Regions from separate parts of the Homo sapiens genome. Here all the other regions are linked to region 3. Evidence: read pairs that join two places in POLR2A ChIA-PET (ENCODE). Cell type or tissue: PC-9. All regions are shown on one strand. Each heading gives the region's core, and the rest is flanking DNA. Links, peaks and the distances in the headings are about the cores only. Region 1 overlaps LSM14A (LSM14A mRNA processing body assembly factor). Region 2 holds the start of GPI (glucose-6-phosphate isomerase). Region 3 overlaps GARRE1 (granule associated Rac and RHOG effector 1).

Region 1 (10,531 bases), core at 1,051-9,050, 74 kb before region 3:
GAATGAGTATGGCTACTGTGTAATTATCTGAAGGGTTTTTTTTGTTTGTTTTTTGGTTTTGTTTGTTTGTTTTTTTGCTGGCCTTTTAGTTTTTATGTTTAATTACCCAAGCCCCTAAAGCATTAAAGAACTTCACCTATCTAACTTTGTAGTTCTTTTACTTTATTTATTTATTTATTTATTTATTTATTTATTTATGAGACAGGGCCTTGCTCTGTCACCTAGGCTAGAGTGCAGTGGCACAATCTCGGCTCACTGCAGCTTCTGCCTCCCGGGTTCAAGCTATCCCATCTCAGCCTCCTGAGTAGCTGGGAACACAGGCACGCGCCACCACGCCTGGCTAATTTTTGTATTTTCAGTAGAGACAGGGTTTCGCCATGTTGCCTAGGCTGGTCTTGAAATCCTGGGCTCAAGCGATCCTCCTGCTTCAGCCTCCCAAAGGACTAGGATTACAGGCATATGCCACTGCGCCCGGCCCTTTACTTTCTTATAATAGAAATTTAATGGAGTTAATACCTGTAGATAGATGTAAAGGTATTGTTTTAGTCATCTACAGAAAGTACTAAGAAAGATTAAAACAAGTCACCATAGTCTTATGGTTGTCATTGGCGAAAGCCTGTGTTTGACCTGACTACAACATGATAATTTGTAGGATAATTCTAGGGAATCTCGTACCTGGCAGCAATTTTTTTTTTTTTTTTTGATGTAAACTCTTCCACTAAGTAGAAATAACAGATAAAATTGTGAGGGGGAGGGAGTTGTTTTGAAGCTGTTGAAGTTTTTTTTTAAATTATTATTATTTTTTATTTTTAACCTAATGACAAGCCCACTAAGGATACCATTCTTAATATCTGGTCTGATAAGTGGATTAATTCAAATTTGTGCTAAGGGTTTGAATTGATAGAAATAAAACTCTGGACAATTTTTTTTAGGGTCTAGATTATTTTGAAATCCCCAATAGGGTAGTTTGTTATCTTTTGGTTACATTTTAGGTCGCTCAAGCCCTCAGTTAGACCCTTTGAGAAAAAGCCCAACCATGGAACAAGCAGTGCAGACCGCCTCAGCCCACTTACCTGCTCCAGCAGCTGTTGGGAGAAGGAGTCCTGTATCAACCAGGCCTTTGCCATCTGCCAGCCAAAAGGCAGGAGAGAATCAGGAGCACAGGCGAGGTAGAACTTTAGCTGTTTACTGTTCCTTAATTGACTGATCAATGTTTTCCACTCACTTTATTTTCATTAGAAGGATTTACTTCATGTGAATGATCCCAGAAAATTAAACTGAATATGATAGAATGTTTGGTCTTTCAAATTTGACTCAAAGTGGTGGTGGTGTGGGTATAGTTTTTTGGGCATTGCACAGGCTTTGTTTTGGGTTTTTTGGTTTGTTTGTTTGCATTTCTAACTATGGAAGTTTTTGATGATGTACCCTGAGTTGATTTGGCACTTTGCATGTCTTCTTCTGTAGCTGAAGTACACAAAGTTTCAAGGCCAGAAAATGAGCAACTCAGAAATGATAACAAGAGACAAGTAGGTAAGTTCTTGGATCTAAAAGTCATATTCTATGCTTCTCAACAGGGAGAATATTTTAAATATATGATACATAATTACTATAAAAAAATGAAAGGCGGGGGTTGTGACTGTAAAGGAGGAGCACAGGGGAGTGTCACTGTGGTGACAGAACAGTCCTTTATCTTGATTGTGGTGGTAGTTTTGCAAATCTATATATGGTAGAACATCATAGAACTATGCATAAAGACATACCAAAAAATGAGTACATGTACAAACTGGTGACATCTGAGCAAGGTCTGTAGTTTAGTTAATTAGATTGTGCCTGTGTCGGTTTCTTGGTTTCGATAATGTACCATAATTATATAAGATGTGACTGTTGGAGTTTGGGAAGTTGGGTGATGGGCACAAGGGACGACTCTGAACTAGTTTTTCAATTTTTCTTTTCTATAATTACTTTAAAATAAAAAGATTTTTTAAAATTTTACTTTTCTGGGCCCGGCACAGTGGCTCACGCCTGTAATTCCAGCACTTTGGGAGGCCGGGGCGGGCGGATCACGAGGTCAGGAGCTCGAGACCAGCCTGGCTAACATGGTGAAACCCCGTCTCCACTAAAAATACAAAAAATTAGCCGGGCGCAGTGGCGGGCGCCTGTAGTCCCAGCTACTCAGGAGGCTGAGGCAGGAGAATGGCGTGAACTGGGGAGGTGGAGCTTGCAGTGAGCCGAGATTGCTCCACTGCACTCCAGCCTAGGCGACAGAGCCAGACTCTGTCTCAAAAAAAAAAAAATTTTACTTTTCTGGAAAAAAATTCTACTTAGTGGTAGGCCTTTTTTTTTCTGAGATGGAGTTTCACTCTTGTTACCCAGGCTGTAGTGCAGTGGTGTGATCTCAGCTCACGGCAGCCTCCGCCTCCCGGGTTCAAGTAATTCTCCTGCCTCAGCCTCCCTAGTAGCTGGGATTACAGCCGCGTGCCACCATACCCAGCTAATTTTTGTATTTTTAGTAGAAACAGGGCTTTGCCATGTTGGCCAGGCTGGCCTCAAACTCCTGACCTTATTTTCCACCCACCTCAGCCTCCCGAAGTATTGGGATTATAGGCGTGAGCCACCGCACCCAGCCAGGCAGTTATCTTTTAATATGTTCTTGAGTATTTCCTGCTAGAAGGATTTGTTCGTTTATATTTACATTTTCCTATGGCTTCTACTTTTGTGGTTTTTATGTTTTGTGTCAGTTTCAAGTTAGGATTATAAAATTGGTTTTCATTGTTTTCTATGCCTTTGGGAATGGAATTTTCTTCATGTTACAAGTTTGAAACGTTTCCTCATTAAAATTAAGCCCAGAGGCCAGGCACGGTGGCTCACACCTGTAATCTCAGCACTTTGGGACGCCGAGGCGGGCAGGTCACGAGGTCAGGAGTTTGAGATCAGCCTGGCCATACGGTGAAACCCTGTCTCTACTAAAAATAGAAAAATTAGCTGGGTGTGGTGGCACACGCCTGTAGTCCCAGCTGCTCGGGAGGCTGAGGCAGGAGAATCACTTGAACCCGGGAGGCGAGGTTGTAGTGAGCCAAGATCGTACCACTGCACTCCAGCCTGGGCAACAGAGCGAGAGTCTGTCAAAAAAAAAAAAAAAAAAAAATTGAGCCCAGATCCTGTTTTTGAATCAGTTGTTTAAGAGCTGTAGTTTTCTTTTATGATTATTGATTTAATAAGGTTTTATATTTTCTTTATCTGTTTTGTAATATATAACATTCTAAAATCATTCATTTTATTAATATTTTCAAATTTATTAATGGAAAATAAATTATAATTTTACAACTCTTCTAAATTAAAAAGGGAATGTATAATCTACCTTATTTAGAAAATGATTGAAAAATGATCTTTCACTTAATTTTAGAAATCTAGATATGATATTTTTAGATGTATATGTACTCTTCTCTACATTTATATATATATATATTTTTATATCCCCCCCCCCCGTGTTTTTTTTTTTTTTTTTTTTTTTTTTGAGACAGAGTCAACCTCTGTCACCCAGGCTGGAGTGCAGTGGGGCACGATCTCAGCTCACTGCAACCTCCACCGCCCGGGTTCATGCCATTCTCCTGCCTCACCCTCCTGAGTAGCTGGGACTACATATGCCATGGAATACAGAATTTTGTTTAATTTGACTCATTATATTTTACCCTTTTTATTCAGAAAAAGAGAGAGCTCCCCTCCCAAAATAAAATAACTGCCATACTATCTTTCATTGCCCTTCAAAACTCACCCCACCAAAGAGGTTCATTAACAGAACAGTGCATATTCTTCCCGATTTTTTTTGTAGATTTTACAGACACAGACATCTATACCCAAAACCTTTTTTTTTTTTTTTTTTTTTCCCCCTGGAGATAGAATCTCGCTCTGTCACCCAGGCTGGAGTGTAGTGGTGCGATCTCTGCTCACTGCAGCCTTTGCCTCCCGGGTTCAAGCCATTCTCCTGCCTCAGCCTCCTGGGTAGGTGGGATTACAGGCATACGCCACCACGCCTGGCTAATGTTTCTGTATTTTTAGTAGAGATGGGGTTTCACCTTGTTGGTCAGGCTGGTCTCGAGCTCCTGACCTCGTGATCCGCCCGCCCCGGCCTCCCAAAGTGCTGGGGTTACAGGCGTGAGCCACCGCGCCTGGCCCCAAAATATTTTTTTTTAAGACAGAAGGATCATGGTGTAATTCTGGCTTGTGGCCGAGGCATTTTTAATAGTAGAGGTGAATGTTTCAAACATCCTACTTATCTAGATTTATGTCTGGATATGCTGCTGTGGGGTTTTGTGGTTTGTTTTCTCAAACCCAGGCAGTTTGCCAAACCTCAGCAAACAGCGCAAACCTATCTTGTTACCCTGTAGTCACTTCTCATCCTTGTCAGTATGTGTGGAGCATTTCACGCAATTGTGATCATTAAACTCATACTGGTTTCTGTTCTGCGTTTTTCAGTTAACATCAAATATTCTTCCTCTGTTTTTTTCTTGTTAGTCATTTTTCTTGTGTTGGATATTTGGGTTCCCACGTTTTTCACTATAAATTATGCTGCTTTGTATTGCTTTATCATGTCTCTTATGATTGGCTGAAATTTTACTGTGTTATAGAGGAGAGAGAATGTGTAGATACAGGAAGGCTTGAATAATATAGAGCCATCTGGAGAGACACAGTAAAGATGGAGTAGGAAGTGTTTTGAGTCAGTAAGGATTGGTGCTTGTCTGTTTTTTATCTGTGATGTGGAAATAACACCTATTTTCTTGCAATTTGTGCCGATTAGTGTTTATTTTTCTTACTATAAATCTTGGTTCCTGTTATTCTTTCCATAAAAGGCTTTCTACATTTTGAGAACCCACTGTGTGTCTGGCACTTCAGTTTGCCGGTGTTGGGGATATAGCAGTAAGGAAAACAAAGCCCCTGACCTCAAGGAGCATACATTAATTTAGTGCAGAAGCCTCCACACTTGCCTGGCTGTATACTCTGTCAGTAACACATGTGAGTGTGGACTCCATAAATACAAATGTTTAGAAATTTTGTGTGAGCTATTCTCAGTCTACATATTAAATATTAGTGAAACTTAATTTTTTATTTTGTATAAAAAATACAAATACAATAAAATATATAGAGAGACCTGTAAGCATTTCTGTTGTTGACTGTTGAATCTAAAGAGCACAATAGCAACATCTGTGCTAAACCAGCTATTACATATTGAATGTCCTTTGTATATATTCTTTATTATCATAGCTCCAGGTGCTCCTTCAGCTCCAAGGAGAGGGCGTGGGGGTCATCGGGGTGGCAGGGGAAGATTTGGTATTCGGCGAGATGGGCCAATGAAATTTGAGAAAGACTTTGACTTTGAAAGTGCAAATGCACAATTCAACAAGGAAGAGATTGACAGAGAGTTTCATAATAAACTTAAATTAAAAGGTAAGCTTTGATTTTTCTTTTCAGAAAATAATCTTATTTGATCTGTGAATTACAGATGTTTCTCAGATTAGGTGTTTTTATGTAATTCAGATTAGCTGTCTTGACTTTTCTGATATGTGCTTTTGTTCTTAGAAGATAAACTTGAGAAACAGGAGAAGCCTGTAAATGGTGAAGATAAAGGAGACTCAGGAGTTGATACCCAAAACAGTGAAGGAAATGCCGATGAAGAAGATCCACTTGGACCTAATTGCTATTATGACAAAACTAAATCCTTCTTTGATAATATTTCTTGTGATGACAATAGGTACAGTTTTTAAGCTGTTCTTTTATCTTATGATATTGATTGAAGTGTAAAATGGTTTCATGTAAATTCACGAGGTTTAATGAATACTACCATAATTGTTTTGTTTTGTTTTGAGACAGTCTTACTCTGTTACTCAGGCTGGAGAGCAGCAGTGCAGTCACAGCTCACTGTAGTCTCAAGCTCCTGACCTCAAGCAATCCTCCCATCTCAGCCTCAGTAAAGGGGACTACAGTTGTACACCACCCCACCCGGCTAATTTTTTTCATTTTTTTGTAGAGATGGGGGTCTCGCTATGTTGCCCAGGCTAATCGTGAACTCCTGGCCTCAAGATCAGCCTCCCAAAGTACTAGGATTACAGGCGTGAGCCACCACACCTGGCCATAATTGATTTTTTAATGTTTTATTTGCTAAAAGAAAATATATACTAAAGTTCTAAATTATTCATTCAAAAGAAGAAATAACCATATACTTTTGTTTAAGGATATATTCATATTTGAATATTAGCAATTAAAACAAGCATTTAGGTAATGTCTAAGTAGGACCTTTTTTTCACCCCTGTATGTTACAGTTCAAATGAAGCCAGAACCGAAGTGCTAATCTACTTTGAAGTTTGCTGGTACCATAAAACTGCCAGATTGTAGTAAATGTGGGTCCAGAAAATTGGCAAATTATTGAGAGGTTAATTAAAGGACCCAGTGTGAGGAACTAACAGTTCTAGAGGTTCTCCTGCCCAATCCAAATTGTCATTGTCCTTGTCCTTTTCCTGGCTGAAGTTTGGTGCCCTCTGGTGGCAGTTGTTTGCTTCAATATAAACATGGATGGACATAATTCTGAGTCCCACGATTGGCTGGATGACAGCAGCAATAATTCAGATACTTCTTGGGTTACTTGGTATCGGGTCCATAGATTGGGCCAGGAACATAATGGGGACCTAAGGGCCCACCTTCCATCTCCTAGCTTCCCAAGACAAGGCCTCCCTGTCTGACTTTACCTTCTTTTCCCTTGGGGCTGAGTGGAAAGCGAAGTCAATTACCAATCTCATTATATCTGAATTTCCATTATTTTGGAGCTGTTACTATGTTTATCAGGTGTATTTGCAAGAAACTAATGTCAGTCATGTGTTCACATGAAGTTTAACAGAATATTACAGGAACATATTGAACTCATATGCCATGAACAACTCGTGATAACTTAGATAAGATGCTTTTTTTTTTTTTTTTTTGAGATGGAGTTTCGCTCTTGTCACCCAGACTGTAGTGCAGTGGCTCGATCTCGACTCACTGCAACCTCCACCTCCCAGGTTCAGGTGATTCTCCTGCCTCAACCCCCCAAGTAGCTGGGATTACAGGCACCTGCCACCATGCCCAGCTATTTTTTGTATTTTTGGTAGAGAATGAGTTTCACCATTTTGGCCAGGCTAGTCTCGAACTCCTGACTTCAGGCGATCCGCCCCCTCGGCCTCCCAAAGTGCTGGGATTACAGGCGTGAGCCATCACGCCTAGCCAAGATGCTTATTTCTAATTAGCTTTAGTAATTACTTAGGCTTAATTTGGGAGTAGCACTGCATATTTTGGCTGAGGGATATTCTTTTAAACCTGATATGCTGAAGATTATTTGCTTTTATAATAGAGAACGGAGACCAACCTGGGCTGAAGAAAGAAGATTAAATGCTGAAACATTTGGAATCCCACTTCGTCCAAACCGTGGCCGTGGGGGATACAGAGGCAGAGGAGGTCTTGGTTTCCGTGGTGGCAGAGGGCGTGGTGGTGGCAGAGGTGGTACCTTCACTGCCCCTCGAGGATTTCGCGGTGGATTCAGAGGAGGTCGTGGGGGCCGGGAGTTTGCGGATTTTGAATATAGGGTAAGTGTTACTGTTAATAAATTCTTTGGGGTTGACATGCATTTTACAAGACTCAAAACATTTTTACTTGTTTTTGTTTTGGGTGAATTGTTTTGAGGACATTAGAATAACTTCCATTTTGACTTTTCAGTAGAGGATATACGTGATTCAGATGTATATATAAAGACATTATACAAAAAAAGACAGTATAGTATCACCTTTATTTCATGTTAACAGAATATACTTTTAACACCCAAAGAGTCTATCTAGGAAGCACATACTCCCAGAATGGAAGGGCAAGCTTTAACATTTAATAGCAGTTAACATTTATATAGTATTTACCAAGTAACAAGACATTGTTTTAAATATTTTTTTACATATTAACTTATTTAAACTGCACATCAACTCTGTGAGGTAGGTTCTATTATTATCCCCATTTTACAAGTGAGGAAATGGGTATAGAGATATTAAGTAACTTGCGAAAGGTCACATAGCTAGTAAGTGATGGTGCTGGGTGTTGAGCCCAGCAAGTTGTTTCCTGAGTCAGTACTCTTAATTTGGTTTTGTTGAAAATTCACTACATTTTCCCTGGTTTTCTCCTTTCACCATGAAATTGAAAATGTTTCGATATATTGGCCTTCAGGAGCTACTGCTAGAGAATTCTGTAACTCTGTATAGTAGCCTTATGTGTATAATGTAGCTTTTGACAGGTGTCTGTAAATTAAGTCAGCATAGTAACTATCTCAGTTAACAGTAAACTATCTTAGTTTATTGATTTTAGAAGTAGTGGAGAGGAAGGGCTATAACAGAAAGGACCAAAATCTTGTAAAGAGTTCCACTTGTAATAGCAACAGGCAGCTGGAAACAGAAAGACCTGTTAGCAGGAGTTCCATTGCCCAGTACTTAAAACTGGCCATTGTTGAGATCTCTCTGGAAAGAGATCAGTATTAGTGGCTTTTGGACCTGCTCTATTAATTTTAATGCTTTTGATATTGTGCCATCACAGCCAAGACTGCCAAAAATTATACTCAAGTCACCAGCTTATGCCATCCAGCCGTTGGTGGCCTTATGTAGTTGCGGGACTTCTGACTTGCAAAATCACCTTCCCAGCTAGGAGAATCTGTCTTAGGAACTCCAGAATAGCCCTCGCTTATCACTGTTACTGCCCTTAAGTTTGCCAGTGACACCTTGCTTACAGAATTCAGCAGTAGTATTTTCACAAATATTTTATTTGCCATTAACTCCTCTGCAATATTTGACACTGACCAACCACCCAATTTGGGGTCTTTCTTCCTAGTCTTTAAAATACTCTTCTAGGTTTTCAATTTATACTCTTCCTAATTTTTTAATACTCTTCATTCTTTTTTTTGGGGGGTGGAGGGTGTCAGGGTCTTGCTGTGTCACCCAGACTGGAGTGCAATGGCATGATCATAAGTCACTGCAGCCTCAACCTCCCAGGCTCAGGCAGTCCTCCCACCTCAGCCTCCTATGTAGCTGGGACTACAGGCATGCACCACCATGCCCAGCTAATTTTTAATTTTTTTTGTAGACACTGGGTCCCACTCTCACTATGTTGTCCAGGCTGGTCTTGAACTCCTGGGCTTAAGCGATCCTCTCACCTCAGCTTCCCAAAGTGCTGGGTTTATAGGTGTGCCATGGTGCTTGTTCCATCCTCCCTTTTGTAAGCCTGTCCTGGACCCTATGTGTTTCTGCACCGCATCTCTATCTGCACTGTTTGCTGTCAGCTTAACCTTCCTCAGACTGATCTCATCATCTTCCTTCTCTCCTGTCATCTCAGCTCTGCCTCCTCCCAGTGTTCCATGTTGGCTCATGGTATACTGCCCAGGCACTAGAGGTATCCATGATTGTGGCCTGTTGCCATTTATTCCTTTGAGATGTCCCTGTCAACTACCATGGTAACCCACCAGTTGGGCTTCAGACCTTCGTCTCTCTTTACCCCACTTTAAGGCAGATCAGCTACATTTTGAACAACCTGTGACAACTCCTTGTTGAAGACCACATTGAGTCAGCTTGGTCTGAGAAAAAGTACATTTAAATTAGACTTGGATCCAGATGAGAATAATAGCAGTAGTTACTAGTATGACCTTTCAGACCCTTGGTTTTGACATTTGTGAATAAAGAGTTGCACCATTTATTCTGAAATAACACCTTTTAAAGATCATTAAACTTTCAGAGTTGGAAAACATCTGAGAGGTCTGACCTGGTTAAAACATAAACCTCTTCTGCAGTATCTCTTATAGGGGCTGGGAGCTTACTCTTCCCAAGGGCATCCATCCCACCCCAGGGATGTTCTAACTGTTACAATCTCAGCTGGGCGTGGTGGCTCACACCTATAATCCCAGCACTTTGGGAGGCTGAGGTGGGCGGATCACCTGAGGTCAGGAGTTCGAGACCAGCCTGGCTAACATGGTGAAACCCCGTCTCTACCAAAAACATAAAAAAAATTAGCCGGGCGTGGTGGCACACACCTGTAATCCCAGCTACTCGGGAGGCTGAGGCAGGAGAATCATTGAACCTGGGAGGCAGAGGTTGCAGTGAGCCGAGATCACGCCACTGTACTCCAGCCTGGGCGACAGAGCAAGACTCCGTCTCAAAAAAAGGAAAAAACAAACCTTCCATGCAGTAACTGTGTGTGCTCCATGTGGTTACTAATACAAACATTTTTTTGACACCATGTCACACTGTTTATCATTTTGAGCCTTTTGTAAAACTCGTATCACATATATTGCAGAATTGAAAATGCATTGTCATAGTTACCTCCATGCATCTTTGTCTACGCTCCTGTATCCTTGACAGATAGTCCAGCCTCTGCTTAGGTGTTGCCAGGAGTGATGGACTCAGCGAACCCTCAGGCATGGCCCAGTGTTTAGGAGGCTCAGTTGTGACATTGTAGTCCCTGCTCTTCTTAATTGTGTGAGGATCCC
Region 2 (10,531 bases), core at 1,432-9,431, 67 kb after region 3:
TTAGCTGTCACGGTGTGCACACTAATCTCTGTTAAAGTTGTCTATGGCTGTTCTACTTGTAAGATAGTTTTCTATTTCCTTCAGTAATGTGTCCACAGTACCCTGTATTTCGAGTTCCATTATACTGAAGTACTCATGTTTTAATAGTGCCTCTCCAAAGGCCTCACCTTGGACAGAGGTCAATCCTTGATGCTCCAGCACAGGTGACGTCACTAATTGTCACTTTCCAGTTTGTTTTTCTCTATTAAGGAAGACATTTTCTAATTGCATCTCCATGGGCTGTGAGACTGTGTGAAGCCGTTTGTGTGGTCTCCATGTAGGTGCTGTGTTCCCGGCACCGCCTTGCTCTGAACACTGGTAATTCCAGGTGCTGCGCTTGGCAGAGGGGTCTCGCCAAAGCGCATGTGTGTGCATGTGTGAACGTGTGTGTCCTTTGCATGGTTGGGCGTGGGTGCCTTGCTAGGGCATCAGCAGGACATTGTGTGTATAGTTACAATGCTTCCAAACTGGAACTCTACATTTTGTATCTTTTAAAGCTCCTATAAGTAAAATAACTATTGGCTTTATTAAAAATATACATTTAATAATACTTTGTATCCTTGTTTAAAATGAACTGCAGAGGACATTATGTCAAAAGCCCTGCCTGACTCATTGCTTTGAAAAGCTGCATACTGAGTTGGTTTTTAGGTCAGCCTGTCCTCTGATTCTAGCAAGGGGAAGACCACTTGGGATATTACGGTGAGCTGAAGTGGATGGGCAGGAGGGAGAACAAGCAGCTACGCCTCCCCTATTGGCTTCCCTAAGGCCCAAGCTGGTTTAGGCCCCTGTGCAGGGGGAGCCAGTGCAGTAGTGAAGGAGACGTCCTCTGCAAGGGTGCAAGCTCTCTGGGTTGGGGTCTACCAACACCCATGTTCCACCAAATGTGGATGCTGTGACTTGCCCAGCCAGCTTGTCCAATGACGAGACCCAAGAATGAGGGCTTGTTTTACCCTCTTCCCAAACCAGGGACCCAATCTATGGCAGAGATACTGTGCCTTACAGGGATAAGAAGGACCTGTCTCTGCCGGCCGCAGTGGCTCACACCTGTAATCCCAGAACTGTAGGTGGCTGAGGCAGGTGGACCACAAGGCCGGGAGATCGAGACCATCCTGGCCAACATGGTGAAACCCCATCTCTACTAAGAATACAAAAATTAGTCGGGCATGGTGGCGTGTGCCTGTAATCCCAGCTACTCAGGAGGCTTAGGCAGAAGAATCGCTTGAACCAGGAAGTCAGAGGTTGCAGTGAGCCGAGATCGCACCACTGCACTCCAGCCTGGCGACAGAACGATGGGGCTGTCTCCAAAAAAAAAAAAAAGCCAGGCACTGTGGCTCACGCCTATAATCCCACCACTTTGAGAGGCTGAGACAGTAGATCATGAGGTCAGGAGTTCAAGACCAGCCTGCCCAACATGGCGAAACCCCATCTCTACTAAAAATACAAAAAATTAGGTGGTATGGTCGCAGGTACCTGTAATCCCAGCTGCTTGGAAGGCTGAGGCAGGAGAACTGCTTGCACCCGGGAGGCAGAGGTTGCAGTGAGCCAAGACTGCTCCACTGCACTCCAGCCTGGGCAACAGAGTGAGACTCTGTCTCAAAAAAGAAAAAGAAAAAAAGAAAAAAACAAAAACAGGACCTGTCTCACTGGATGATGCCATCGTGTTAAGCAGAAGAAAGATAGTATCATGAGACCCACAAATGGAGGGCAGGTCACAGGAGCATTTCAGCTCATTTTCATTTACAGAAAGACAGCACCTCAGTGGAACCTTTTTTGACGACCTGAAGAAAATGGAGTAATGTGGGCATTAATATATAAGCTGCTGGTGTAGGAACCACTCTTCTTTCTGCCAAGGTGCCCTGAAGTTGAGCATGGGGACCAAGTCCCAGAGCCTTCCAAATGCACCTCAGGACAAAGTTGCTCGGTAACGGCCATGTTGCCTGAGAGTGCTCAAGAATACACTGGAAGTTCATATTAAAAAGCTAGCAGGGGCTGGGTGTGCTGGCTCACGCCTGTAATCCCAGCAATTTGGGAGGCTGACCTGGGAGGATTGCTTGAGGCCAGGAGTTCAAGACCAGCCTGGGCAACATAGTGAGACCCCATCTCTTTAAAAAAGCCCATATTTTATTCCAGAGTGTTCCCATTTAACACAAGCACCCAGTTCTCTTGACTAGTTCTGATTCACAGCAGTGCTGGAGGCCAGAGGGCAGAAGTCCCGCAGCTCTGGCTGTGTGCAAATGAGTGGGGAGGGAAGCTGAGCAGATGCTACACCTGAGCTACTACTGCAAGGGCTTCACAGGCCTTGGCCCATCTGAGAAATGGGGGAGGATGCGCAGGCATCTTGAGGTACTTGGGAGGCTTGTGACCTTCCTCTCCCACCTGGGGGCTCCTTGGATAGGGGGCTTCCAGTTTGGAGGCTGAGATGCTGCATGCCAACCATGCGGCTGTGAGGGGATGGCCTTTTGTGCACTGTGTGGCCACTGCTGTGACCTGCCTCCTGTTGTGGAGACAGGAAATAAACCTTCCCAATGATCAGCTTCTCTACTGCCCAAAAGCATGTATGTGGACAGCATGACTGGCTACCTCCCAGCGACAGGTACCCAGGAGTCTGAGGCACCTCCAAGGGTAGACTCTGGAAATAACACATGCACCTAGCCTTACAGCACAGGGGTGAGCTCCTGGGCCCAGGCCTGTGTGTGTCAGTGAGGGGACTGGATGTGGCTTGTACTGGAATATTGACTTGGAGATGTGGGCCTAGGTGAGGGAGAAGGATTGTTTCAGGCGTGTCACATTCATTTCAACATTCACGAATGTCATATAAGGGCTAGGCCCTTGCTAGGAGCCAGGACTGCAAAGATACAGTCCCTGCCTTTAAAACTCAGTATTTTAGGGGAGACAACCCATCTTTCCCATCCTTGATAAGAGAACCACCATCCACCAGCAACCCAGTTGCTCAGGCTGAAATCCCAGAAGATATTCTTCGTTCTTTTATTTCCTCATTCAACTAATCAGCAAGTCCTATAAGTGTATTCCCAAGCACACTCAAATTCCACCATGTTCTGGCCAGGCGCGGTGGCTCACGCCTGTAATCCCAGCACTTTGGGAAGCTGAGGCGGGCGGATCACCCGCGGTCAGGAGTTCGAGACTAGCCTGACCAACATGGTGAAAACCCATCTCTACTAAAAAATACAAAAATTAGCTGGGCATGGTGGCAGGTGCCTATAATCCCAGAGAATCGCTTGAACCTGGGAGGCGGAAGTTGCAGTGAGTTGAGATCTCACCATTGCACTCCACCCTGGGGGACAGAGCAAGACTCCGTCTCAAAAACAAAAAAATTCCACCATGTTCTTACATCTCCACTGCCATCTACCTGGACTTCACCTGGCTCCTGCCTCTCCCCCCACAGCCTCAGGGTTTCCCATGCACCCTCCCCTACTTCCAAGTAGCCTTGCCGTGTGTCCTCCAACTTGCCTGTTGCTCCCAAGGCTGCTTGGGCCTCTCCATCGGTTTTCTGGGGTCAGAGCCCATCTTCCAGCCTGTCTTCGTTTCTCATGATAGCACTCAGCACTCTTCTGGAATTTTGTGTTTGCATTTGTGTCTCACTGGAATGAAGGCCCCATGAGAGCAAGGAGCGAGTCTTGTTCATGGCCACATGTGCAAGGTGCAGGACAGCTCCTGTGACCACCACAGTGCAACTTGAGACAGATGAAAGGACGAGTTGCTGGGGCCAGAACTTACGAATTCTAATACTGAGCAAAAAGACAGAACTAGAGGCCGGGTGCGGTGGCTCACGCCTGTAATCCCAGCACTGTGGGAGGATCACTTGAGCCCAGGAGTTCAAGGCTGCAGTGAGTCGAGATCTTGACACTGCACTCCAGCCTGGGTAATATAGCGAGACTGTCTCTAAAAACGAAAAACAAAAACAACCAGACGAAAACATTCTCGCGTTGGGCTAAAAGAATACTATTAAATACATCATCTGGGCTGTTCCAGGACTGGGAGGGGATTAGCACTACGGTGGAGCTGCGGATAGGCCCAAGCAGGCCTCAAATAAATGTAAAGCTTTTTATTCTCGTGGAAACAGCTATGTACAATGGGGAAAATGTTTTTAAGCATCTAGCAAAGGATTCACGGGGCTCTGGTAATGAAGCCCCGAAACGACAAGACTGGATCGCGCAGGGTAGGGCCAACACCAGGGACAAACCCCCGGCCTCTTGGGGGCGCGGTGAGTAGGTGGCCTCTCCAAGCACCACTCCCGATGTGCGCATGAGCGCAGCCGCCCCTACGCAGCGCGTGCGCACGTGCACTCACCACGTCCATCCCAGACGTGCGGACCCGGGTGTCTGCAAGGTTCAGTCTCCACACCCCAGCGCCCGACCCTGCGCGGGGACATGCGCACAAGCGCGCGTCCTGACCACCCGGACGTGCTGGCCCACACGCACACGCGTGCGCATTACCCCCGCCCCATCCGCGCCTGCGCTCAACCCCGCCTACACCTGCTCCGTGGCCTCCCCGGAGGCGATGAGCCAACCCCGGTAGCTCCAGAGGCGTGGTCCCCTCGCCTTCGCCGGTCAACATGACTCAGCATCCTCGGTGGGCTCGCCTCCTCCCCCGGAACAGCTGTCTAAAATCCATGGGCGTGGAAACGCCACGCCACGCCCCGCTCCCGACTTCTTCAGCTCAGGCCCCAGAACTGACCACCCCACCAGTCCTCTGCCCCAGTCCCTCTGCCTTCACTCCCATGGCCACCTGTGCTCCAGGGCCTGCCTGACCCCTGTCCAGCGGCCCTGAAGTAAGGTCTGTGATGTCTAAATGCCGATACCTCAGTTTCCCCATCTTTAGAACGGGGCTCTTGTTTGGAACTGTGCCCGCCACAGCCTGCAGTAAGTGCTAGCTTCATCAATACTCAGTGGCAGTCAATTGCTTTTCCAGGGCTGCCTTATGCTTGAAATTAAATCTTTGCTATCCAGAGTTAGGACTGTCCCCGGACTTCCTAACTTGCCTCTGCTGTCAGGTGTACCCTCTGGTCCGCTCCTCTCTCAGGGCCACATCATCTTGCTGGGGGCACGTGAAGGTGTCCGGCTCTGCAGCATGTTCTCTTGGAATTTCTGGGCTAGGTTTCCTTTCGATTCTCCTTGGTCAGTCCCTGGCCTGGGGGCATGACCCCTCCCAGCTTCACTACCCCCCAGGATCCTGGGGATTCTGAGCCCTAAGCTCTGCGATCGGCAGGACTTGGCTCAGCATATGGTAGTGATTGTACTGATGGTGATAGACAACAGAATATAAAATGACCTTATGGCCAGGCACAGTGACGCATACCTGTAATCCCAACAGTTTGGGAGGCTGAGGCAGGAAGATCTCTTGAAGCCAGGAATTTGAGACCAGCCTGGGCAACACAGTGCAACTCAGTCTCTACAAATAATAATAATAAGAAAATTAGCCGGGACGGGGTGGTCATGCCTGTAGTTCTAGCTACTCAGGAGACCGAGGTGAGAGAATCGCTTGAGCCCAGAGTTCAAGGCTGCAGTGAGCTATGGTCATGCCACCGCACTCCAGCCTGGGTGACAGAGCGAGACACTGTTTCAACTAATAAGACATAACTGGGATGATGAGGAGTGGAGAAAGGGATTGCCTGCTCCTCCACTTTCCCTCCACCTTTTTCCTAGGACTGAAGAGGAACTGGCAGGAGCACAGGTCTCAGGAAGGAACCAGGCAGCCTGGGTTGATTCTCTAGTTAAGAGCAGAGTGGCTTGTTTCATATTTCTTTCTTTCTATTTTTTTGGAGACAGGGTGTCACTCTGTGACCCAGGCCGGAGTGCAGTGGCATGATCTTGGCTCGCTGCAACCTCTGCCACCCGGGTTCAAGTGATTCTCCTGCCTCAGCCTCCCCAGTAACTGGGATTACAGGTGTCCGCCACCACGCCTGGCTAATTTTTGTAATTTTAGTAGAGACAGGGTTTCACCATGGTGGCCAGACTGGTCTCAAACTCCTGGCTTCAAGTGATCCACCTGCCTCGGCCTCCCAAAGTGTTGGGATTACAGGTGTGAGTCACTGCACCCGGCCTTGTTTCACATTTCTTTCTTTCCTTTTTTTTTGAGACAGAGTCTCGCTCTGTCGCCCAGGCTGGAGTGCAGTGGCATGATTCAGCTCACTGTAAGCTCTGCCTCCTGGGTTCACTCCATTCTCTTGCCTCAGCCTCTCAAGTAGCTGGGATTACAGGTGCCCGCCACCACGTCCAGCTAATTTTTTTGTATTTTTAGTAGAGACGGGGGTTTCACCATGTTGCTCAGGCTGGTCTCGAACTCCTGAACTCGTGATCCACCCACCTCAGCCTCCAAAAGTACTGGGATTACAGGCGTGAGCCACCGTGCCCGGCCTCATTTCACATTTCTTAACCTCTCTGTTAAATGGGGAGGACAACAGGGTATCCTTCATAGGACTGCCATGAGGGATACATGGAAAGGATTTAGCATGGAGCTGTGCACGTAGTAAACCTGGCTGGAGTAGTGGCCGTGTTGGTAGTTTTGTAGTATGATGATGAATGGCTTTGGATTAGTACTTTCTAATCCAAAATGGCTTTGGATTAGACTTTTCTTCTTACTTTTCTGTGCTTTCTCCCTGTAGCCACTGTGATTTATGGCCCACCAGATAGGAACCTAGTTTCCTGCTAACATAGAAAATCCAGGCTGGGCGCGGTGTTGCATGCCTGTAATCCCAGCACTTTGGGAAGCCGAGGTGGGTGGATTACCTTAGGTCAGGAGTTCGAGACTACCCTGGCCAACATGGTGAAACCCCATCTCTACTAAAAATACAAAAATTAGGCCGGGTGCAGTGGCTCACGCCTGTAATCCCAGCACTTTGGGAGGCTGAGGCAGACGGATCACGAGGTCAGGAGATCGAGACCATCCTGGTCAACACAGTGAAACCCCAACTCTACTAAAAATACAAAAATTAGCTGGACGTAGTGTTGCATGCCTGTAATCTCAGCTACTCGGGAGGCTGAAGCAGGAGAATTGCTTGAACCAGGGAGTCGGAGGTTGCAGTGAGCCGAGATGGTGCCACTGCACTCTGGCCTGGTGATAGAGGGAGACTCCATCTCAAAAAAAAAAAAAAAAAAAAAAAATTAGCCTGGTGAGGTGGCGGGTGCCTGTAACCCCAGCTACTAGGGAGGCTGAGGCAAGAGAATTGCTTGAACCTGGGAGGTGGAGGTTGCAGGGAAGCAGAGGTTGCAGTGAGCCAACATCGTGCCATTGCACTCTAGCCTGGGCAACAAGAGTGAAACTTCATCTCAAAAAAAAAGAAGAAAAAAAGAAAATCCATGTAACTGGAGTTTCAAAGTAAATGTGAAATCTGGAATAGTTGAAGCTTCTGGGAATCACAGAGGCCAAGTTGCAGAGGTGTACATTATGGAAGATTAAAAGGCAGGGGAAACCTTTGAAATGGCAATCATCAGAGGCCTCACCTCCTGCCTCTTTCGCAATACCCAAAGCTGTTTCTAGGGTTCCTGGTGGTCGGGAGAGGACACTGGACAAGACTGTGGCAGTGGAAAGGTGAACACCCGTAACATCTTTGGAAAGACTTGGAGTTGTGAATGACAACTGAACTCCAAACAGACACTAAAGGGAATCGTTGGTTTACATTCTAGCTGCAGGTAGAGGTGGCCTGGCCCCAGGAACCTGGGCACTGTGAGATTCACTCTGACATCTCTGTGGGGATCATTCTCTTCGTTATTTTCCTCAAGACCAGGGGCTAGAGCTCAGGTCTGTCCTTTCTGACAGGCAGCTTAACACCATAAAAAGCAGAGACTTTCTGCTGCTGGCTGCAGGGCCCTGGAAAAGGACCCTGTTTAGCTGGCATAAGTTATGTGCTCATCTCTGATGGATTCAGGCAGGGGTAGAAACACGGGTGGGAGAGGATGGTTTTAGACAAAGAACAACAGCCGTCCATCTGGTCACCAAAATAACCTACTAGAAAAAGGCAGTCTCAGTTTGCAGGTGCAGTGCTGCATGCCTGTAATCCCAGCACTTTGGGAAGCCAAGGCAGGCAGATCACTTGCACCCAAGGATTCGAGACTAGCCTGAGCAACATGATGAAACCTCGTCTGTACAAAAAATAACAAAGCTTGTCTCTACAAGGAAAAAATTAGCTGGGCATGGTGGTGCACACCTGTAGTCCTGGCTACTCAGAAGGGTGAGTTGAAAAGATCGCTTGAGCCTGGGAGGCAGAGGCTGTAGTGAGACAAGATCGTGTCACTGCACTCCAACCTGGGTGTGACAGAGTGAGACCCTGTCTCAAAAAAAAAAAAAGAAGGAGGAGTCAGAGGGAGTCAGTGGTTACTATTGGGCTAGAGTCATCTGAGGAATCACAGGGTAAGTGATAATGGGGCAGTGGCTACTGAGACTCGCCTTCCCATTGGTTGAGGTTTTGTTCTGAAACAGAGGATTTGGGGTGGGAATTCTCTTCTGTGTAGATGAGTAACTGGCTTAGAAAACCCTGATTGGAGTGTTTCTCAGAACCCCCGTAGAGGCCAGGCGCAGTGGCTCATGCCTGTAATCCCAGCACTTTGGGAGGCTGAGGCAGGCGGATAATGAGGTCAAGAGATTGAGACCATCCTGGCCAACATGGTGAAACTCCATCTCTACTAAAAATACAAAAATTAGTTGGGTGTGGTGGCGTGCGCCTGTAGTCCCAGCTACTCAGGAGGCTGAGGCAGGAGAATCGCTTGAACCAGGGAGGTGGAGGTTGCAGTGAGCTGAGATCACGCCACTGCACTCCAGCCTGGTGACAGAGCGAGACTCCATCTCAAACAAACAAACAAACAAAAAAAGAACTCCAGTAGAACAGATACTGTTCAGCACTACCAGGGTTGTGCTAGGTGTGGAAGCTCAGTGAAATCTTAAGAGTTGACAGTTCTTAGAAAAGGGCCATGTGGACAGGGCTGTTCCCTGGAAAGTCCTGTGACCCCTCAGTGACCACTTATTTCTTTTGTTGTCAGCCTTTCCCTATTTTCTTTTCTTTTCTTTTCTTTTTTTTAAGACAAGGTGTTGCTGTGTCACCCAAGCTGGAGTACAGTGGTGGTAATCACGGCAGCCTCTAACTCCTGGACTCAAGTGATCCTCCTGCCTTGGCCTCCCGAGTAGCTGGGACTCTGCAGATATGCACCACCACATGCCCCGCTAATTTATTTTTAGTATTTTAGAAGCAGTGTTTTGCTGTCTTGCCCAGGCTCGGCTTGAACTCCTGGCGTCAAGCTATCCCACCTCCCAAAGTGCTGGGATTATAGGCAGGAGTGCCCAGCCCCAGAGTTCTTACAATGACTTACAAGGTCTTACGTGATCTTGTTGCCTCCCTTTTGCTCTCTGACCTCATCTTTTTTTTTTTTTTTGAGATGGAGTCTCACTCTGCCACCCAGGCTGGAGTACAGTGGCTCACTGCAGTCTTCACCTCCCAGGTTCAAGTGATTATCCTGCCTCAGCCTCCCGAGTTAGCTGGGAATACAGGCACGTGTCACCAGGCCCGGCTAATTTTTGCATTTTTTTTTTCAGTAGAGATGAGGTTTCACCAGGTTGGCCAGTCTGGTCTGGAACTCCTGGCCTCACATGATCCGCCTGCCTCGGCCTCCCAAAGTGATGAGATTACAGGCGTGAGCCACCGCGCCCGGCCTAGTCACTTTTTTCTTAATTGCAACCCCGATTCTCAGCACCCTTTTCATCTTGGTTTTCCTCAATAGCCCTTACCACCAGCAGACACACATCATCTGTTGTACTTGCTTATTTGGCACATATGTATCCACAGCGCCTAGAACACTGCCTGTAACGTGGAAGGTGTTCGATCTATAGAGTTTTGTCGAATGAATGAATGAAGCCGACTAGTGCACAGGGAGTGCAGCGGCGCGATGGTAGCTCTCTGCAGCCTCCAACACCTGGGCTCCAGTGATCCCCGGGCTCTGCCCACCCTCCCCACTGCCACTTCCGGGCAGAGGCCAGCAAAGCGGCGGCGCAAGAGGTAGGGAGAGAGGAGCTGAGGCCCCAGATCAGCGGCCGCGGGCAAGGTCGCTCAGCGGGCACCCGGCCTGGGTATCGGGGCGCGGGTCGGGGGCGGGGCCGGGGCTCAGGGGTGGGGCCGGGCCGGGCCGGGCCGGGCGCCTGCGCCATAAAGGCCGCCGCGCGCCCACGCGCCTCGCTTGCTGCGCGCTGCCGGCGCTCCTTCCTCCTCGGCTCGCGTCTCACTCAGTGTACCTTCTAGTCCCGCCATGGCCGCTCTCACCCGGGACCCCCAGTTCCAGAAGCTGCAGCAATGGTACCGCGAGCACCGCTCCGAGCTGAACCTGCGCCGCCTCTTCGATGCCAACAAGGACCGCTTCAACCACTTCAGGTGCGGGCGGGCCGGAGGCGGGGGCTGCCACGCGCGGCGCCCGGAACCGGGCACGCGGGCCTGGGGTCTGGAGGCGGGGGCAGCGGTGCCCGGGGACCCCAGTCCCCGACCTCCAGGCCA
Region 3 (10,531 bases), core at 1,504-9,503:
GTTCCAAAGTCTGGAGGTTTAAGATCAGGGTGCCAGCACTGTCAGGTTCTCATGAGAACCCTCTTTCGGGATGCAGACTGCTGACTTACCATGTTCTCATATGGCAGAAAGAGAGTGAACTGGCCTCTTTTTATAAGGGCACTAATCTCATTTATGATGGCTGCACCCTCATGACCTAAATACCTTCCAAAGGCCCTACCTCCAGATACCATCACAATGGGAATTAGATTTCAACATATGCATTTTTGGGGAAACATTCAGTCCGTAACACAGGTGCACCCTTAGTTGTGGGCAATTCAGTTCTGATGCTGTGGTCTGATGACCACACCCTGACAACATAGGTGCATAGTGGGTAGTATGATTGCAAAGGATCTCGTGTTTTTCTCTGTGGTTCCACTAAATTCTTTAGTCCAAGCCTTAGGCCTCCCCTGCTTGGTCACCTGTTGGACCAACACTAGGTACAGGAAGTGCAGGAAGCTCAGTTTACAAAAAGTCATCTGGTGCTTCCAGCTGTATGTAGCTTCCTCTGAAAGAAAAGGAAGCGTGGGGAGTGTAGAAAGCAGTTAGTTCTTCACCTGAGGCTGCAGTTCCAAAACTGAATGGAAACTGTGGTGTTTGGGAAGTGTGTTTGACTAAAGTTTCCTTTCCTCAATTTCTCAAAGGAAACTGTGACTCTTCCCCCACCATCTTCCACCCCTTCAGTTTCCATACATACAAGAAAGAATGATGTCCTGGAGCAACCTCTGGAGAACAACTGTGGGGCCTCCCCATTACAAAACAGCCTCCCCTGTGTGCAATCAGAATTGCTTTCGTCTGGGCAGAACCATACAACACACAGCTGGGCTGTGTGGAGAGCTGTGGCCGACTGTAGGGCTTGCCCGCTAGTCTGTATTTTCCCCTACATTTCTCTACCTCTCATATAGTGGAATTGGTACCACGCAACCACCTCTGGCCTTTGATGGTGGCCTTTGACATGCAACCACCTCAAAGCCAAAGGGCTTTGAAGGGAGGTGATGTGTGTCACTTTCAGTGGGAAGTATTAAAGAGTGGGTATGAGTTTTGACTTTCTTTTTCTGTGCTAGGGCAACCATGGGAGACATAAGTTCTAGTAGTGTCCCTGTAAGCTGAAGAAGGGCTGCTAGACCCACAGTGAATTTTTGTGAACAAGAAGTAATCTGGGCTGGGCGCCTTGGCTCATGCCTGTAATCCCAGCACTTTGGGAGGCCGAGGCAGTCGGATCAGTTGAGGCCAGGAGTTCGAGACCAGCCTAGCCAACATGGTGAAACCCTGTTTCTACCAAAAATACAAAAATTGGCTGGGCATGGTGGTGTGTGCCTGTGATCTCCCAGCTACTCAGGAGGCTGAGGTAGGAGAATTGCTTGAACCCAGGAGGTGAAGGTTGCAGTGAGCCAAGATTGCACCACTGCACTCCAGCCTGGGCAACAGAGCAAGACTCCGTCTCAAAAACAAAAAGTAAATCTGGTTGGGCATGGCGGCTCACGCCTATAATCCCAGCACTTTGGGAGGCTGAGGCAGGAATCAGTTGAGGTCAGGAGTTTGAGACCAGCCTGCGCAACATGGTGAAACCCTATCTCTACCAAAAATACAAAAATTAGCTGGGCTTGGTGATGCATGCCTGTAGTTCCAGCTACTGTGGAGGCTGAGGCAAGAGAATCACTTGAGCTCAGGAGCTCAAGACCAGGTAGGTTGCAGTGAGCCAGGATCTCACCTCTGCACTCCAGCCTGAGTGACAGAGCAAGATTCCATCTCCAAGGCCAGGCATGGTGGCTCATGCCTGTAATCCCAGCACTTTGGGAGGCCGAGGTGGGCGGATCACAAGGTCAGAAGATCGAGACCATCTGGCCAACATGGTGAAATCCCGTCTCCACTAAATATACAAAAATTAGCTGGGTGTGGTGGCGCGTGTCTGTTATCCCAGCTACTCAGGAGGCTGAGGCAGGAGAATCGCTTGAACCCAGGAGGCAGAGGTTGCAGTGCGCCAAGATCATGCCACTGCACTCCAGCCTGGTGACAGAGCTAGACTCTGTCTCAAAAAAAAAAATAAAAAAAAGTAAATATTAGGTTAAGCCATTTATTTCAGGATTTGTTACTGCAGCATAGCTTGATCTGTCTGCCAGTTTGAAGTTCTGAGAGTCAAGATACCTGAGTTTGATTCTGAGACTACATGTGGTCTAGTGCAAGACCTTTAATGTCCTGAATCCCCTTTTTAATATATAAATTGAAGGGTTTAAGTTAGATGATCATGAAGGGCCTTTTTGGCACTTAACATTCACAGATGCTGGATGGCAGCACTCAAATGCAGATGTTCCTTGACTTATGATGGGAGTTTATGTCCTGATAAACCTCTCATAAGTTGAAAATATCCTAAGTTGAAAATGTAAGGACCGGGCGCAGTGGCTGATGCCTGTAATTCCAGCACTTTGGGAGGCTGAGGCAGGAGGATCGCTTGAGCTCAGGAGCTCAAGACCAGCCTGGGGAACATGGTGAAACCCAGCTCTATAAAAAATACAAAAATTAACTGGGCGTGGTGCTGTATGCCTGTAGCCCCAGCTACTCAGGAGGCTGAGGTGGGAGGATGGCTTGAGCCCAGGAGGCGGAGCTTGCAGTGAACCAAGATTGCACCACTGTACTCCAGCCTGGGTGACAGAGCCAGACCCTGTCTCAAAAAAAAAAGAAGAAAAGAAAATGCATTTAATATTCCTAATGTACCAAACGTCATAGCTTAGCCTTGCCTACCTGAAATGTGCTAAGAGGACTTCACTTTAGCCTGCAGTTTGGCAAAATCATCTACCACAAAGCCTTTTTTTCTCTCTCTCTCTCTTAGAGACAGGGTTTTACTCTGTTACCCAGGCTGGAGTACAAGGGCACAATTACAGATCACTGTAACCTCAAACTCCTGGGTTCAAATGATGCTCCCACCTCAGTCTCTGAAATAGCTGGGACTATAGGTGACCTGGCTAATTTGAAAAATTTTTTTGTAGAGGTGGGGTCTTTCTGTGTTGCCCGGGCTGGTCTTGAACTCCTGGCCTCAAATGATCTTTCCAGCTTGGCCTCCCAAAGCGTTGAGATTACTGTTGTAAGCCACCATGCCCAGCTACAAAGTCTATTTTGTGATAAAGTTATAAAGAAATTTGGATCAAAACTCAAAACTTGAAGTATAGTTTCTACTGAAAGCATATTGCTTTTTTTTTTTTTTTTTTTTTTTTTTTTTTTTTTTTTTTTTTTTTTTTTTGAGACAGAGTCTCACTCTGTCACCCAGGCTGGAGTGTAGTGGTGTGATCTTGGTTCACTGCAACCTCCGCCTCCCAGGTTCAAGCGATTATCCTGCCTTAGCCTCCCAGGTAGCTGGGATTACAGGTGCCTGCCACAATGCCCGACTAATTTTTGTATTTTTTAGTAGATACGAGCTTTCACCATGTTGGCCAGGCTGGTCTCAAACTCCTGACCTCAGGTGATCCACCCACCTCAGCCTCCCAAAGTGCTGGGATCACAGGTGTGAGCCACCGCGCCCAGCCGCATATTGCTTTTTTACCATTGTAAAGTAGCAAAACTGTAAGTCAAGCCATTGTAAGTCAGGAACCACGTGCACACTTTTCTGATTGATGTACAAAAAGGAGACTAAGTCTGGCACTAAAGTCATCCCTGGAAAACTTATTTATTATTATTAGTTTTTGCTATTAAATGAGAAGTTAGTTATGTGAAGAAAGTGACAAAGATGAAGTAATACTTTTTTAAAAATTAGTTTTATTGAGATATAATTCACATAATTAGTTTATTTGGCTCATGGTTCTGGGAAGTCCAAGGTCATGGCATTGGCATCTGGTGAGGGCCTTCTTACTGCATCACCCCAAGGCGAAAGGTGGAAGGACAGGAGAGCTCAAGAGAGCAAGAGATGGTTGAACTTCTGTAACAGATTCACTCTCACAATAAATTAAACCACTCCTGTGATAATGCCATTAATCTATTCAGGAGGACAAGAGCCTTCATGACCTAATCATCTCTTACAGGTCTCACGTCTATACACTATTGCACTGGGGATTAAGTTTCCAATACAAGAACTTTGGATGACATTTCAAGCCATAGCAACCACTATTTAACTTCAGAACATTTTCATCACTCCCCAGAAAAGCTGTACACATTAGCAAGGACTCCTCATTCCATAAATCTACTTTTTTTTTTTTTTTTGAGACAGAGTCTCACTCTCTCGCCCAGGCTGGAGTACAGTGGCACCATCTTGGCTCACTGCACCCTTCACCTCCAGGTTCAAGTGATTCTTCTGCCTCAGCCTCCTAAATAGCTGGGATTACAGGCATGTGCCACCATACCTGGCTAATTTTTTTTGTATTTTTAGTAGAGACGGGGTTTTACCATGTTGGCCAGGCTGGTCTCAAATGCCTGGCCTCAAGTGATCTGCCCCCCTTGGCCTCCCAAAGTGTTGGGATTACAGGCGTGAGCCACCGCACCCGCCCAGATCTACTTTTTTATCTGTGTAGATTGCCTATTCTAGACATTTCATATCAGTAGACTCATACAATAGGAGTCTCCTTGTCTGGCTTCTTTCACTTAGCACAGTGTTTTTAAGGTTCGTCCATATTGTAGCATTTATCAGAACCTCATTCCTTTTTATAGTTGAATAAATAATCCATTATATGTCTGTACTACATTTGTTTATTCATTTGTCAGTTGATAAGCAATTGGGTCGTTACTACTTTTGACTATTATGAATAATGCTGCTATGAACATTTGTGTGCAGGTTTTTGTTTGGACATATTTCTTCGTTTCTCTTGGGTATATACATAGGAATGAAATTGCTGGGTTATGTGGTAACACTATATTTAGCATTTTGAGGACCTGCCAAACTGTTCCATAGTAGCTATCCCATTTTACTTTATTTTTTTTTTGAGACAGCGTCTCACTCTGTTACCCAGGCTGGAGCACAGTGGCACGATTTCGGCTCATTGCAACCTCTGCCTCCTGGTTCAACCAATTCTCCTGCCTCAGCCTCCTGAATAGTTGGGATTACAGGCATGTGCCACCACACCCAGCTAAATTTTTTTTTTTTTTTTGAGTCTCGCTCCATCACCCAGGGTGGAATGCAGTGGCGTGATCTCGGCTCACTGCAAGGCTCCGCCTTCCGGGTTCATGCCATTCTCCTGCCTCAGCCTCCCAAGTCACCCAGCTAATTTTTGTATTTTTTAGTAGAAACAGGGTTTTGCCATGTTGCCAGGCTGGTTTCTGACCCCTGACCTCAAATGATCCTCCCGCCTCTGCCTCCCAAAGTGCTGGGATTACAGTCATGAGCTACTGAATTCGGCCCATTTTACAATCCTATATGCAATGTATGAGTGTTTTGATGTTTCCACATCTTCATCAATACTTGTTACTGTCTTTCTTACTGAAGTAATCAGTTTTGATAAAGCAGCCATATGGCAAACTAAACAGTGAAGAGATTTTTACATGCATATTAGCTTAAGTTGCTCTCTAAACAGTTGTAGTGTGTATTGGCGTATTTATAAAAATTTGCACTGTGAGCTTAGCACTAAAGTAAATGTTAATGACTAATAACATAATTCTTCAACTTGTTTAGCTTTTGGAAAATTTTTCATTTCAAAAATGAAGCACTCTTGAAGGGAAAAAAAGGAGTAAATAAAAAATGAGTTGTTTGATCCTCTCTCTCTTGATTCACCAGATGTAATTGTTCTCTTGGAGCATTTTTTTTTTTTTAAAGACAGATTCTCTGTTTTCCAGGCTGGAGTGCAGTGGTGTGATCATGGTTCACTGCAGCCTCAACTTTTCAGGCTCAAGTGATCCTCCCACCTTAGCCTCCCGAGTAGCTGGGACCACAGGTGCACACCATCATGCCCGGTTAATTTTTGTATGTTTTTGTAGAGACAGGGTTTCGCCATGTTGCCCAGGCTGGTTGAACTTCTGGGCTCAAGTGATCTGCCTGCTTTGGCCTCCCAAAGTGCTAGGATTACAGGTATGAGCCACTTTGCCCAACCTCTTGAAGCATAAACATATAAACACACACACACACACACACACACACACATATTTCTTTTTTTTTTTTTTTTTTTTTTTTTTGAGACGGAGCCTTACTCTGTCACCCAGGCTGGAGTGCAGTGGTGCGATCTCAGCTCACTGCAACCTCCGCCTCTCAGGTTGGAGTGATTCTCCTGCCTCAGCCTCCCGAGTAGCTGGGATTATAGGCACGCGTCACTACACCTGGCTTATTTTTGTATTTTTTAGTAGAAATGGGGTTTCCTTCTGTTGGCCAGGCTGGTCTCTAACTCCTGACCTCTCAGGTGATCCATCTGCCTCAGCCTCCCAAAGTGCTGGGATTACAGGTGTCAGCCACTGTGCCCGGTTGCATAAACTTATTTTTATAAATTATGTGCTTCTAAATTATCAGGTGGACTGTGCCTTACATGTATAGGCTTGAGTAGGCTGAGCATGGTGGCTCACACCTATAATCCCAACACTTTTAGAGGCCAAGGTAGGAAGATGGCTTGGGGTCACGAGTTCAAGGCCAGCGTGGACAACATAGTGAGACCCTGTCTCTACAAAAAAAAAAAAAGAAAATTAGGTGGGCATGGTGGTGCATGCCTGAGGTCCTGGCCCCTGAGGAGGCTGAGGTGGAGGATTGCTTGAGCCCAGAAGGTCAAGGCTGCAATGAGCCATGATTGTATGACTATACTCCAGTTTGGGTGACAGAGAGAGACCCCATCTCTAAAAGCAAAAAAAAAAAGTGAAATAAAATAAAAAATCGTTGCTATCTTTTATTAATATTCTGTTTTGGGAGACATTATTCTTATATTTTCCTCACACTTTTTAAATGTGGTTTCTTTTAGTTCTTTGAACATACTTAAATTGACTTAAACTCTTGTCTGTTAAGTCCAATATCTGGGCTTCCCTTGGGAAGAGTTTTCTATTGTTGTTTTTTCCCTTTATATGGGCTATATTCTTTTGTTTCTTTGCATATCTTCCAATTTTTTGTTGAAAACTGGACATTTTATTTTATTATTATTTTCAGACAGAGTCTCTCTCTGTCGCCCAGGCTGGAGTACAGTGGTGTGATCCAAGCAATTCTCATGCCTCAACTGCCTGAGTAGCTGGGACTATGGGTGGGCAGCAACACACCTGGCTAATTTTTTTTGTATTCTTAGTAGAGACAGGGTTTCACCATGTTGGCCAAGCTGGCCTTGAACCCCTGACCTCAGGTGATTTGCCCACCTCGGCCTCCCAAAGCACTGGGATTACAGGCTTGAGCCACTGTGGCCAGCCAACTGGACATTTTTAATGACATAATGTGGCAACTCTGAAAATCAGATTCTCCTCCCTCTCCAGATGAGCTCTAAGTCAGGTAAAATACAGAGATATTTGCAAATGGGGTATTTTGGGGAACCACCAGACAGGTTAAATAATGCCAATTTCCTGGGAATGGTACTTTGAAGGAGCTGTAGCCCAGTTCTGCTTCCTCTGGTAACTGCCAGTCTTCTGGTCTTCAATGTGGATGCAGCTGGTAGTTTTCAAGGCTATTATGGAGCTGGAGAGCTAGGAATGGGACTCAGTCAAGTTAAAATGCTACAAAACTCACTGTTCTTACCAGGATTCAGCTATTTATCTTTGATAAATTATCCCCAGTTTGCTAAAAGCCTATTTCCAGAGTTCTGAAAAAGGTGATTCTATTATTTTGCCAATTTTTCATTGTTTTTATGTAGTAGAGAATTTTGGTCAGGGAAAGTCCTTATTCTGCCATTTTTGATGATACTCTTTCCCTCCCCTTTTTAGGCTTTTATTTTCATGAATCTTGTATCTCTTGGTGTTTTGTTTTGTTTTGTTTTGTTTTGTTTTCGAGACAGGGTCTTGTTTTGTCACCCAGGCTAGAGTGCAGTGGTGTAATCATGGCCCACTGCAGCTTAAAACTCCTGGGCTCAAGTGATACTGCTCCCTCAGCCTCCCAAGTAGCAGAGACTACAGGTGCACACCACCATGACCAGCTAATTTTTTAAATTTTTTGTAGAGATGGGGTCTTGCTCTGTTGTTCAGACTAGTCTCAAATTCCTGGCCTCAAGCGATCCTCTTGTCTCAGCCTTTCAAAGTGCTGGGATTACAGGCTTGAGCCACTACACCCAGCCTAATTTTTGTATATGATGTGAGGTCGGGGTCCAGATTCATTTTTTCATGTGGATATTTAGTTGTCCCATCACCATTTATTGAAGAGACTGTTCTTTCCCCACTGGATGTTTTTGGCATCCTGGTCTAAAATCAGTTGACTGTAGATGTATGGGTTTATTTCTGGACTTCTAATTCTACTCCATTGATTTATACATCTTTCCTTATGCCAGTATTTCACTGCTTTGGTTACTATAGCTTTATAGTAGATTTTGAAATCAGGAAATATTACTTTTACAACATTTTTTCTTTCAGTATTTGTTTTAGTCATCCTGGATCCCTCGCTTTTTTTTTTTCTTGCGTCAGTTTGTTTGTACAAATAGCACAGGAGGATCCCCGCCCCATGCAGACGGCAGCCCGAGGGGGTCGCAGCAGTCCTTCTGTTCTCACATTTGTAGACAGAGATATCTACTCTGAAGCCTTTGTAGGGGCCTGGGCACCTTTGGGAGCTTGAGCTGGAACTGAAGCTGGAGCTGCAGTCTGGGCGCTGATTTGATCCTTGGCCTTGGCCTTTAGCCGGCACAGCCTGAGTCCCTTGGCAGTGCGGGCACGAGCACACTTCCCAAGCTTGGGGTGGGCAATGTAGGCAAGTCGATCGAGCTTGTGGCTGACACCCTTTGGGATCTTGGGCTTAACCTCCTTGGGCTTTACGAGGGCCTTGATAGCCTCGGCACGTGCACTCATGGCCTTGGCATTGTTGGCCTGCATCTTCTTGAGGCCCTTCTTGTGCTTCTTGGCAAAGTGCATGTTCCTCAGGAACCTGGGGTCCATCCACTTAAGAGATTTGTATCTTTGTGATCGGGGTTTCTTGATAGCATTTCTGTGCCATTTTCGGGACTGGTTGTGTGTGGTATGGTTCTTGGACTTGGCCCTGTCTGTACCTTAAGCCGCAGCTCCCGAAGCACCTAGAACTGGAACCCTCACATTTTTATATGATTTTAGGGCTTTGTTTTATTTTTGGGGACAGAGTCTTGCAGTGTTGCCCAGGCTGCTCTTAGACTCCTGGGCTCAAGTGATGTTCTCACCTTGGCCACCTCTAAGTACCTAGGACAGCAGGCATGCACTACCACTCCTGGCTTCCAAATGAATTTTGGGGTCAGCTTGCCCATTTCTGTAGAAAAGGTAATTGAAATTTTGAGGCCGGCATGGTGGCTCACGCCTGTAATTCCAGCACTTTGGGAGGCCGAGGTGGGTGGATCACTTGAGGCCAGGAGTTTGAGACCGGCCTGGCCAATATGGCGAAACCTCATCTCTACTAAAAATACAAAAAATTAGCCAGGCACTGTGACGCGCACCTGTAATCCCAGCTACTTGGGAGGCTGAGGCAGGAGAATCACTTGAACTCTGGAGGTGGAGGTTGCAGTGAGCTGAGATTGTGCCACTGCACTCCAGACTGGGCGACAGAGCACAACTCTGTCTCAAAAAAAAAAATATTTTGATAAAAATTGTGTTGAATCTGTAGATGAATTTGGTGAAATAGTATAACTTTAAGCATTATAAGTTTCATTTAGAGAAAGTTTGGAAGTATGTAAAGTGAAAAAGAGTTTAATGTTTGTGGTTTTTTAATTAGGTAAGCATATAGGTCTCACTTGGTCTTCCAGATCTGTCAAAGGAATGGGGGCAGGCTCTCCTAGAGCCAGAGGCAGCCGCGGTAGAGGAACTAGGAAGCTGGTGCACCACTGAACAAAGATAGAGTGTTTCTCAGGGCTGCATAAGACACTCACTGTGGCCAACTCAGGTGAAGGTTTTCCTTCAGAGGCCACAGAGTCTCCACGGGAACAGCCTGCCCCGCTTCAGCATTCCTGTAGAGTGCTTCTGTTGTATATCAGAATCTATAAATTGTGGAGCACTCGGGTGGGGATAGATGTGATTGCCTTATTTGTCATGAATTTGAAAAAAGAAAACATTTTGGAACACATTTTTTACAAGTAGCCATTTGATATTTGTTTCTTGAAAAGTTTATGAGATTTTTTTTAAAGAGCTCAAATTTTGTTGAACATAGAGCCATAAATAATGGTTGTTTTATTGACTTTATATGTTATGTGTTTGTATCCACAGTGTCCTTCTCATCTCTTGCCTTTGTAACCTACCTAATTCCTGTGTTGCCAACACAATCATAGAAATACAAAGGAATTATGGTAATTGGCCATAAGTGACGAAGTATGAGTTACATTTAATTATATATTCAAAAAAGGAAAATAGAAAACCTGGTTATCAATAAGTAGACGAAACTATATACCACCATTACATAGGTTGCAGTTGAATATGTGGTCAAGCACGGTGGCTCATGCCTGTAATCTCAGCATTTTGGGCTGAGGCGGGAGGATCACTTGAG

Evidence for each region. ChIA-PET counts read pairs that join two places held together with the same protein. Peaks named below come from ENCODE experiments on the same cell type or tissue, not always from the same donor. Only the 100,000 strongest peaks of a DNase experiment are listed, where the experiment ranks them.
Region 1: POLR2A ChIA-PET joins it to region 3 with 20 read pairs; 6 of 35 experiments call an interaction of 5 or more read pairs at or near these places.
Region 2: POLR2A ChIA-PET joins it to region 3 with 14 read pairs; 7 of 35 experiments call an interaction of 5 or more read pairs at or near these places.

The regions. Positions count from the first base shown.
Region 1 is chr19:34,214,132-34,224,662 of GRCh38, forward strand. LSM14A (LSM14A mRNA processing body assembly factor) reads left to right here. Exons shown (of 10, transcript NM_015578.4): 5 at 993-1,169; 6 at 1,465-1,530; 7 at 5,260-5,442; 8 at 5,575-5,746; 9 at 7,376-7,607. Among named protein-coding and RNA genes, the nearest start is that of GARRE1, 35 kb to the right of the region's middle. In PC-9, for the core only: CTCF peaks have their summits at 6,520 (motif pointing left) and 6,725; a DNase peak (open chromatin) is centred at 4,320; H3K27ac peaks cover 885 bases.
Region 2 is chr19:34,354,978-34,365,508 of GRCh38, forward strand. GARRE1 (granule associated Rac and RHOG effector 1) reads left to right here. Exons shown (of 14, transcript NM_014686.5): 14 at 1-589. GPI (glucose-6-phosphate isomerase) reads left to right here and starts at 10,219. Exons shown (of 18, transcript NM_000175.5): 1 at 10,219-10,411. The coding sequence starts at 10,290. RefSeq lists an enhancer at 4,943-5,549. In PC-9, for the core only: a CTCF peak has its summit at 4,193; a DNase peak (open chromatin) is centred at 4,454; H3K4me3 peaks cover 2,230 bases; H3K27ac peaks cover 2,380 bases.
Region 3 is chr19:34,287,672-34,298,202 of GRCh38, forward strand. All of the region lies in intron 1 of GARRE1 (granule associated Rac and RHOG effector 1), which reads left to right. It also overlaps the pseudogene RPL29P33. Among named protein-coding and RNA genes, the nearest start is that of GARRE1, 38 kb to the left of the region's middle. In PC-9, for the core only: no CTCF peak of the experiment used is centred there; no DNase peak of the experiment used is centred there.